Regions from separate parts of the Homo sapiens genome. Here region 2 is linked to region 1. A link is an interaction called in ENCODE POLR2A ChIA-PET data of the cell type or tissue named here. Cell type or tissue: GM12878. All regions are shown on one strand. Links, peaks and the distances in the headings refer to the core of each region. The heading gives the core; the rest is flanking DNA. Region 1 overlaps ESRRB (estrogen related receptor beta). Region 2 overlaps LOC105370576 (a long non-coding RNA gene).

Region 1 (5,372 bases), core at 75-5,074:
TGGGCACCGCGAGCACGCCAGCTCTCTGGCAGGACCCCTGCAGTCCCCCTGGCTGTGCCAGGTAACCAACCGTCTTGGTTTGTCCAGGACGTTTCTTTATCCCAGGAAACTCCTCTACCCCAGGCACACGGGGACAGTGGGTCACTCTATTTCTGTGGATGGCCGTGAAAGTTTTCACTAACTCAAGGGGCAGCCCTGAACACCCATTTGTGCTCACAGGTTGGCCAAGAGCAGCTTAGAGGATCTCCCAAGGATGAAAGAATGTCAAGCCATGATGGAAAATGCCCCTTCCAATCAGCTGCCTTCACAAGCAGGGATCAGAGCAACTCCCCGGGGATCCCCAATCCACGCCCTTCTAGTCCAACCCCCCTCAATGAGAGAGGCAGGCAGATCTCACCCAGCACTAGGACACCAGGAGGCCAGGTAACTTTCTGCAGCTTTTCCATAGAAGCCCTGGTCCCACCTCCTTGGCTCTACCCCAGGAACCTCCCGGCCTGGGCTTCTGGGCTGGGACGTGCTGAGGTCATCCCAGACAGGAGGGAGGGCTGGCTGAAATCCACAAACTGCAGAGCAGCTCTCTGATGGTGTCCCACACAGAAAATGTTAAGGATTTCAAGAGCCCTCCCAGACCAGTGATGTGTCCCTCCGGCTCCCCTTGCCTGTGGGGAATCGGGTCTGAGTCACTTGATGAGTAGGCACTGGAGCCGTTACCCAGGATGCTGCGGCCCTAGCCCTCCATGCAGCCCATCTTCCCTCATTTGGGTGGAGGCACACATTTGGGGCAAAGGCCCCTTCTTGGCATCAAGGAACACCAGCTACAAACCAAGTCTAGCACAGTGTTTAGAGGCTCTGCCCTGAGGTTCTGCTCCGGAGAAACCTTCACAGTAGAGACCTTGGGGTGTGTGCTTTGGGACTCCCTCAGTCTCTCACTGTGCTGTGTCCTTGCAGCGGGGCCGAGGTAGCACCCTGCTCTGTCACTTCCTGCTCAAGCTGGAGGACCCAGGCGGCAGGGCATCATGCCCAGCTGGCATCTGCTGTCTGTCTTTTCTAGGGAAAGCATCTCTGGCTCACCATGTAACATCTGGCTTGGAGCAAGTGGGTGTTCTGCACACCAGGCAGCTGCACCTCACTGGATCTAGTGTTGCTGCGAGTGACCTCACTTCAGAGCCCCTCTAGCAGAGTGGGGCGGAAGTCCTGATGGTTGGTGTCCATGAGGTGGAAGCTGCTTTTATACTTAAAACTCAGATCACAACAGGAAATGTGTCAGTAACAATGGAACTCCATCCAATGGGAAAGTTCCTGGTACTGAAGGGGTCCATTGGACACTCAGAAAAGAAGTTCAGGGGCCAACTTCTTAGCTGGAATCCTGGCCAGATGAGGACCCTCTCCGGGGAAGGGAGAGGACTGACTTAGTGGAAGGTGGTGAAGTGAGGAGAGTTTAGGGGAACCTTCCCCCAGTGGAACAGATCTCAAGTTTACCCTAAACCTGCCATTTCTGGAAAATCTGTAAAGAGGAAACAGCCTGTCTCAGCTGTACTCTCATGATACAGGTCATTTGAAATGAACCAAGAAATAAAACATGAAAATCCAACCATGGAGAAGGTGGTATGGCTGGGTTTTGTTTGGTCCCCTTGTCCTTATACGTTCTAAAGTTTCCAGACTGGCTTTGTCACTTTGTGAACTCGTCATGTGTGAAAACCAATCTTTGCATATAGGGAACTTCCTCGGGCCACACTTTAAGAACCAAGTAAGAGGCTCTCAAGACTCCAGCAGAGTCGGGAGGCCATGGCAGCGCCTTAGAGGAGCTGGAACCTGCACCCACCTGTGTCGGTGGGGGGGGCCTCCTTTCCCCATAGACTCTGCCCTCCCTCTGTGCAGATGGAAGTGGCAGGGGAGGGTGACCAGCTTGTGACAAGAAGACTGAAGGGTCCAGAGTCCATGCTCACGGAACAGCACCAAAGAAAAGCACTATGTGGAAAGATTGTTTTATTTTCTAATAATGATAATATGGCTGGAATGGCTTCTTAAGATGTATATATTTTTTAAAATGGCAGTTCCCCATTGCAGCATCACCTACTTGTATGTCTTTCTGCCTCTGTATATGTTCTCCCAGAAACCCCCATGTAAATCAAATGCCCTAGGATGCTTCCATCCTGGTCCCATGTATCTGGAATCTAATAAATAAGGAAAGGAACTATTGAGTTTCTTCACACATTGTCTTTCTGGGCTGACTGTCCCCCAGACAGCACTGCCCTTGGGTTTCAGGCTGAGGCTAGGAGAGGCCGTTGGGAGAGGCAACCCAGCCTTAGTGTTCCCTGGGAAGTCCCATGGTGTCATTTTAAAACATGTTCACCAGCAAAGCTCAGGAATGCAACTGGAGAAGTATGCTGCAGGTCTGAGAAGCTCCCTGTTGCTTTTATGCTTTTAATATTAATGGTAAGGCAATCGATTACTTTCATTAATGCCAGAGAAATGAGATATCAGATATATGTGAATGAAAACCAATTCATTACCTTAGGATTTTGAATTGCATCTGTGACACACACAACACCGGATAGCACAGCCCACATGTTATTCCAGGACACACTCAGGACCAGTGAGAAGCAGAGGGGAGGGCCTGAAAGAGATCAAAGAAGACATTTCAAGATGCCTTTTGTTTCAAGTAAAAGTTACCTTAGCTTATACTGGCTTACTGGATTTATATGTGAGTCCGGAAGTGGGGTAGGCATCAGGCAGGGTTTGATCCAGGGGTTTACAAAGTCAATAGGGTTATGGTTCAGCTTTTCCGATTCCCCCAGTTCTTCTGCGTGTTTGTTTCATCCTTATGCTGGCCTCTTTCCTGGTAGCAAGAAGGCTGCCAGTTTTTTGTTTCACACCTTGTGGGAGAGAGAAAATCTCTTTCTGCAACCATGGAAAATGTCTGAACTTCTTTCTGAACTCCACCGGGTTTTGTATCTATCCCTTAGTGAATCCCCATGACCAGCCTGGGGTAGAATCAGTTCCACTCAATGGCCTAGCTGCCACACTGTGGGAAAGGAGTAGGTTGGAAGTCTAGAAGTCTAGAAGACAGCCAACCATAATGCCCACAGAACCCACATACGTGAACAGCTCAGGGTCTGGTCAACTTTCAGTGAGAGGTTTGTGAGTCTCCTGCAGCTCTTGGAAGATAAGAACCACATGGTTATCTTTGCATTTAACACCTTCATGCATGATATGCATTATGTACTTGTGGGAATGAAAGTACTCAATTTGTAGATTCTTTTTAGGTAATTCACCTTAAAAGAATGCACACACGGCTGCTATTTATGTTGCTATCTTAAGAAAAAAGTAATTAGGAAAGAAAGTCAACCATAATATCACGTAATGCAGTCAAAATGAAAATCTTTATTTGATTATCTGTATATTAGGATATTCTGTGCTACCTTTTCCATTTATACATGTAATTGTGATCAGACCAACTAATAGCTCATATTTTCAAAGACCTAACCCTCATCCATACCTCCATCTCCATTCATTCTCTAGTCTCTCTCTTTTTTTTTTTTTTTTTTTGTTAGCAAAAAAGTGAAGCTTCAAAGAAAGGGGAAAAATTCAACTAATATTCATTCATTCAACAAATATTTGCTGAGGATCTACCCATTCCAGGCCCTATCCTGGGCATGGAGACTATCTCCATAAAGAGAACAAACAAGGCCGAGCACGGTGGCTCACACCTGTAATCCCAGCACTTTGGGAGGCCTAGGCGGGTGGATCACGAGGTCAAGAGTTTAAGACCAACCTGGCCAATATGGTGAAAACCCGTCTCTACTAAAAATACAAAAATTAGCCAGGCATGGTGGCACGCATCTGTAGGCCCAGCTACTCGGGAGGCTCAGGCAGGAGAATCGCTTGAACCCAGAAGGCGGAGGTTGCAGTGAGCTGAGATCAAACCACTGCACTCCAGCCTGGGCGACAGAGTGAGACTCCACCTCAAAAAAAAGAGAAACAAGAACAAACAAAATCCATCTTCATTCTTCATGGAGCAGACAGTCTACTGGGAGGAAGAGAGAGAAAATAAGCACAGCAAATAACCAAATTATATAGTTTGTTAGAATGTATATAGTGTAAGTGAGTTGGGGGGAAGCAAGGTATGGGTGATCAGAAATGGGTAGGAGGCTACAAGTTTTAAGGGAGTGGTCAGAGCAGTCTCAATGAGGATGTTACGTTCAACAATAAAAGTTAAAGAAAGTGAGGATTCTGTGGGTGTATGGAGGGAAAGCTCTTCATGCAGAGAGAGCAGCCAGGGCAAAGGCCCTGGGGTAAGACTATGCTTGGCATATTCAGCAAGCTTCAAGGAAAGGAGTGTGGGCGAAATGGAATGGGGGAGGCCCTGGGGAACAAGGGGCACAAGGCCATAGTAAGTGTGGCTCTCAGGCTAAGAGATTACATGAGGAACCAGTGGAAGCGTCTGAATACAGGGGTGACACGATCACACATTTTAATAGGACTTTCAGTTGTTTTGTGGTTTGCTGGGCTGTTGTTTCTTTGAAAGTGTCTGGCTGGGCATCGAACGTGGCATTGGGGTTTTATCCGGGTCATGTATTTAAATAGTGGTCTTGAGAATGGGGCCGGGGTGGAAGTACATGGGACAGGTGTGTCATCCTCAAGTCTTCCTGGGCCACCAGAGGCACCTGGCTGGCCCCACCTTTGTGCCCACCCCATCTTAGTTTTGCCCCAAACTTGTCATGGGGGCTTTGGTTGTCCCTCTCCTCTTTTGGCTGCTGTGTTAATAACACGCTCCAAGAGGACAGGGTGGAAGCAGGAAGAACAGCTAGAAGACCACTGGTGAGGTGACTGTGGCTTGGAGCAGGGATGTTTCAGAGCAGGTGTTAAGACGCACTGGGGGCTGGCCACAGTGGCTCATGCCTGTAATCCTAGCACCTTGGGATGTCAAGGTGAGTGGGTCACTTTGAGCTCAGGAGTTGGAGACCTAAGCAACATGGTGAAACCCTGTCTCTACAAAAAAACACAAAAATGAGCTGGCATGATGGCTTGCACCTGTGGTCCCAGCAGCTCGAGAGTCTGAAGATGGAGGATAGCTTGAGCTGGGAAGCGGAGGTTGCAGTGAGCCGAGATCGCATCACCGCACTCCACCCTGGGTGACGCGGCAAGACTGTCTCAAAAAAATAAATAAAAATAAAAATAAAAGAAATGCTTAGGTTCTAGATCTACTTTGAAGCCACCAGATTTGCTGATAAATTGAATGTGGAATGTGAGAGAAAGAAAGGAGATGTGGGTAATTCCAAAGATTTCGGCCGCAGAAACTGGAAGGAGTAAGGTTGTTATCCACTGAGATGGGAAAGACTGAGGGAGGGCAAGCTTGGGGACTGGGTGGG
Region 2 (5,372 bases), core at 212-5,211, 87 kb after region 1:
AGGCACTGTTCTAGGCACTTTACATGTGTTATTACCTTTAATTTTACCAGGTAGATTTAGGTTCCAAGTCTAACTTTGCCCTCTTGAGCTCCATAATCTCATGCAAATTAACTGACCTCTTTGAATATATGTTTTCTTAATAGCAAAATGGCAAGAATAATGCCTTTTCAATATATTTATTGTGGTGAATAATATCACCATTAAAAGTAATATTTATTTAGTGTGTGTTGTCAGGTACTGTGCTAAATGTTTCACGTTCATTATCTCAATTATTCCTTATATAATAAGCCTATGAGGCAGGTACTTCTATTATCTGCTTATTAGAGACAAATAGCCTGCAGCCCAGAGAGGTTAAGTAATGTGTCCCAGGCCACACAGCTAGTGACAGGAGAATGCTAGAAAGTTGATTCATGCAGTGGTTGCTGTGAGAAGATACAAAGAGAAGACATGGCCCCTTTCCTTAAAGTGCTTAGCATGTGTCTGGGGAGCCTCAAAGGCCATGGCTAGCAAGAAGGGCCAACATCCTGGAGTGCCACTTATACAGTTCTGCAGAGGAGGACCTTGGTAAGGGAGTAATAGACCACCCTTGAGTCAGGTAGATTTAGATCCGACATAGGCAGGGTAGAAACAGGCCTAGAGAACTTCAGTCTCTCCCCTCACCCCCTACCATTCATCAGAGATGAACTGAAAGTTCAGAGAGATAAAGTGACATTACCAAGTGAATGTTAGGTATGCTTTTGGCTGTAAGTGCATGAAAAAAATCTGAACAAACAGTGGCTGTATTCATTTCCTTGTGCTGCTATAATAAAGTTTAGAGGCTTAAAACAACACATATTTATCATCTTACTGTTCTGGAGGTCAGAAGTCCAAATAGGTCTTACAAGGCTAAAATCAAGGCATCAGCAGGGCTTGTTGCTTTCTAGAAGCTCTAGGGGAAAACCATTTTCTTTCCTTTTCCAGCTGTTAGTGGTGTCCTGCATTCCTTGGCTCATGGCCCCATTCCATCTTCAAAGCCTGCAATGCCGGTCGAGTCTTTGCCACATAGAATCACTGTGACACTGACTCTTTTGCCTCCCTCTTGTACGTTTGGGGACCCTTGTGATGGTTACTTTTATGTGTCAACGTGGCAAGGCTATGGTGCCTAGTTGTTTGGTCAAACACTAGTCTAGCTATTGCTATAAAGTAGCTTTTAAAATATTTATTTATTTATTTATTTATTTATTTATTTATTCTTGAGACAGAGTCTCGCTCTGTAGCCCAGGCTGGAGTGCAGTGGTGTGATCACAGCTTACTGCAGCCTTGGCCACCTGAGCTCAGGTGATCCTCCTGTCTCAGCCTCCCAAGTAGCTAGAACCACAGGGACAGGCCACCATGCCCGGTTTTTTAATCTTTTGTAGGGCGGGGGGGGTTTCACCATGTTGGCCAGGCTGGTCTCAAACTCCTGGTGTCAAATGATTCACCTCCCTCAGCCTTCCAAAGTGCTGGATTACAGGCATGAGCCACCCCACCTGGCCTGTTGCTATAAAAGTAGTTTTTAGATGTGATTAACACTTAAATTAAACTTTTTTTTTTTTTGAGTCAGAGTCTTGCTCCGTTGCCCCAGCTGGTGTGTAGTGGTATGATCATGGCTCGCTGTGGCCTCGAACTCCTGGCCTCAAGCAACCCTCCCGCTTTAGCCTCCCGAGTAGCTTCTATTACAGGCATGTGCCACTGCACTCACCTCAGATCAGTAGACTTTCAGTAAAGCAGGTGACCCTCTATTACCTGAGAGTCTTGATGCAGTCAGTTGAAGGCTGAGAAAAGACTGAGGTTTCAAAGTAGGAGCAGTTCTGCCTCAAGACTGCAATATAGAATTTCTGCCTGAATTTTCAGCCTGCAGACTTTGCACTCAAGACTTCAACATTGACTATTCCCTGAATTTCCAGCCTGCCAGACTGCTTTACAAATTTCAGGCTCATGGGCCAATTCCTTAAAATAAATTTTTCTTGGCCTGATGCAGTGGTTCACACCTGTAATCCGAGCACTCTGGGAGGCCGAGGTGGGTGGATCACCTGAGGTTAGGAGTTCAAGACCAGCCTGGCCAACGTAGTGAAACCCCATCTCTACTAAAAATACAAAAATTAGCTAGGCATGGTGGCAGGTGCCTGTAATCCCAGCTACTCGGGAGGCTGAGGCAGGAGAATTGCTCCAACCCAGGAGGTTGCAGTGAGTCGAGATCACACCACTGCACTCCAGCCTGGGCGACAGAGTGAGACTCCGTCTCAAAAAAAATAAAAAAATAAAAAATAATATAAATTTTCTCTCTCTCTGAGAGATATATATGTCTTGAGGGATACATCTATATAGGTCCATTCAGACACTCCAGGATAATCTCCTCATTTTAAATCCAGCTGATTAGCAACCTTAATTGTATCTGCTACCACTATTTCCTGTTGCCAAATAACCTAACATAGTCATAGATTCCAGGGATTAAAACATGAACATCTCTGGGAATGGTGACATCATTCTGCCCATTGTAAAAACTTCAACAAGTAAAGGTGTATTTTCCTCCCATAATAAGAAGTCTGAAGGGGGAGCTGATAGCTGGAGGCAGGGTTCCATGACTCAGGCTCTTCACGTGCTCTAATATGTTGGCTTCAGTCCTCAAGCTCGCCACCTCATGCTCACACGATGGCTGCCTCAGCTCCCAGTGTCATATCTTCATACCATGACGCAAAGCAGGAGAGAAGGGGATAGGCAAAAAAGCCCTCCTTTTAAATCCCGGACAACAAACCTTCACTGGGGACTTCTAAAAACTTCTTTTTGGCTGGGTGCAGTGGCTCACACCTGTAATCCCAGCATTTTGGGAGGCTGAGGTGGGTGGATCACTTGAGGCCAGGAGTTCGAGACCAGCCTGGCCAACATGGTGAAACCCCTAAACTACTAAAAATACAAATCTTTTTCTTTTTTTTTTTTTGAGACAAAGTTTTGCTCTTATTGCCCAGGCTGGAGTGCAGTGGTGCGATCTCGGCTCACTGGAACCTCTGCCTTCCAGGTTCAAGTGATTCTCCTGCCTCAGCCCTTGCAATAGCTGGGATTATGGGTGCCTGCCACCATGCCCAGCTAACTTTTGTATTTTTAGAAGAGACGGAGTTTCATCATGTTGGCCAGGCTGGTCTCGAACTCCTGACCTCAGTGATCCACCCACATCAGCCTCCCAAAGTACTGGGATTACAGGCGTGAGCCACCATGCCCAGCCTAAAAATACAAAAATTAACGCGGCATGGCAGCGCACACCTGTAATCCCAGCTACTCAGGAGGCTAAGGCACAAGAATCACTTGAACCAAGAGATGGAGGTTGCAGAGAGCCGAGATCACGCCACTGCACTCCAGCCTGGGCAACAAAATGAGACTTCATCTCAAAAAAAACCAAAACCAAAACCAACCAGCCAACCAACCAAACAAAAACCTTTTGCCTGCCACTGGGGACATCTGGGTTATGGGGCCATCTCTGACTGAGGAAGTGAATGTGCAGCATTCCATTTTTTTTTTTTAAGATGGAGTCTTGCCCTGTCACCAGGCTGGAGTGCAGTGGTGCAATCTCAGCTCACTGCAACCTTCACCTCCCGGGTTCAAGCAATTCCCCTGCCTCAGCCCAGTAGCTGGGACTACAGCCGCATGCCACCATGCCCGGATAATTTTTTGTATCTTAGTAGAGACGGGGTTTCACCATGTTGGCCAGGATGGTCTTGATCTCCTGCCTCGGCCTCCTGCCTCGGCCTCCCAAAGTGCTGGGATTACAGGCGTGAGCCGCCACGCCCGGCCGCGTTCCATACTTATAGAGGGAGGCAGGGCAAGACAAAAGGAGCTTTGGGCAGCCATGCAAGGTCATACAGCTTCCCATGGCAGAGCTGGAACGGAGCACGGTCCCTGCATATGGCTGGTGGCCTCTACTCTCCTCCATGGTCCTGTTGAAACAAGCAGGTTGTCTGTGCAAACCAGGACGGCCTCATCATCCAGGAGTGTGGCTCCACTGCTCATGGCTGTTTGAACTTGGGCACTGCCTCATCGGTAAACTGGAGTTGTTCTGAAGATGAATAAGATCAGCTACATAAATGTGTTTGGTAACAGAGCAAGTTCCTTTTACACCAAAGTCACAGCCTAAGGGTCAGAGGCAGAGGAGGGGGTTGGGAGGGAGACAGGAAACCAAGCCCTGGGGCTTCAGCCCATCCATTGCAGAATGGGCTGCCCTGCATGGTTTTCTAAGATGCCACCTCCACCCCACAGGCCAGTCCTGCAAGCTCTTTATTGGTACTGTTGACTATTCTGGTTAATTAATTGATGTTTGCTGAGTGAAGGAGAGAGACCCATTTAAACCAAAACCTCTTTCAAGCTGCTGGCCGGCCTAGAGCAGAGCAGAAAAGATTGTAGCAGGAACAAAGCTCCCTCTGAGGATAGTAAAAGTCCCCTTCACTCTGGGCTCTCTCCTCCCAAGCATCATGAAGGCAGTTGGGGACGTAGGCCTGTTAGTGACAGTGAGTGACTCCCAAGCCGAGCCCTGGAGAGGGGCCCGTGCCAGCTCCATTATGTTTATGTCCCTGGCTTGGCGGTTTCCTCTGGGCCTGCTCCACAGCGTGTGCTCACGGGGGTGGCTGTGTGTCAGTGGGGGTTGGGGGAGGTGCCTCCGTGTGGGGAATGGGAGGCCAGAGAAGGAGAAGGGTGGCGAAGGGGAGGGGCAGAAGGAAAGTGAGAGTATAAGAACTAAGCCCTGGCCGGAAGACTGTGTTTCTTTTATTTTAAAGAAAGGATAAAGGGATGTTGTGAAAGAAAAGAAGAGAGGGAGGAAGAGAAAAACAGAATAATAGAAAGAGGGACAGGGACATATGGAAGAGAGATAGGAGGGGACAGGTTAGGGGACCAGGAATTCACAAGTGCCAGGCACCACTGGTGGTGGTGAGCCTCAGAGGTGGGGAATCACCCAGGTCTCAAAGGACGGTTCTGAATGGGGACCTCCGAGCTGAAAGACCAAGCTCTTTCACCACAGTGACAAGGTTGGGGGCTGGGGACCATGGGGGCAGTTCAGGGGACCTGAATTTAAGCAGTCAGCTGATGGCTGAGGGCATGGGGCTCAAGTGGAAGATAGCCCGAGTGTGGGAAAAACTCATGCTCAGAGCCAAATCCTGGCTCTGTCATTTAGAAACATGATTGAAACCCTTATGGCTCGGCTTCCTGTTATGAAAAATAGGGTAATCATAGTTCCCACATCATGGCATTGTTGTGAGGGTTCCATGAGGTCACGCATATGGGGTGCTTAGAGTATCCAACGTCAGCTAAGTGCTCAGTAAGGCTTAGGTGCCATGAGATAATTCTTTGCCAACAAAATCCCTATGTTG

Evidence for each region. Peaks named below come from ENCODE experiments on the same cell type or tissue, not always from the same donor. Only the 100,000 strongest peaks of a DNase experiment are listed, where the experiment ranks them.
Region 2: POLR2A ChIA-PET joins it to region 1 with 7 read pairs; 2 of 35 experiments call an interaction of 5 or more read pairs at or near these places.

The regions. Positions count from the first base shown.
Region 1 is chr14:76,499,644-76,505,015 of GRCh38, forward strand. ESRRB (estrogen related receptor beta) reads left to right here. Exons shown (of 7, transcript NM_001379180.1): 7 at 1-2,194. Among named protein-coding and RNA genes, the nearest start is that of ESRRB, 130 kb to the left of the region's middle. RefSeq lists an enhancer at 337-876. In GM12878, for the core only: no CTCF peak of the experiment used is centred there; a DNase peak (open chromatin) is centred at 3,138.
Region 2 is chr14:76,586,886-76,592,257 of GRCh38, forward strand. It overlaps LOC105370576 (a long non-coding RNA gene), which reads right to left. Exons shown (of 4, transcript XR_944042.2): 4 at 3,780-5,372. Among named protein-coding and RNA genes, the nearest start is that of VASH1, 170 kb to the right of the region's middle. In GM12878, for the core only: no CTCF peak of the experiment used is centred there; no DNase peak of the experiment used is centred there.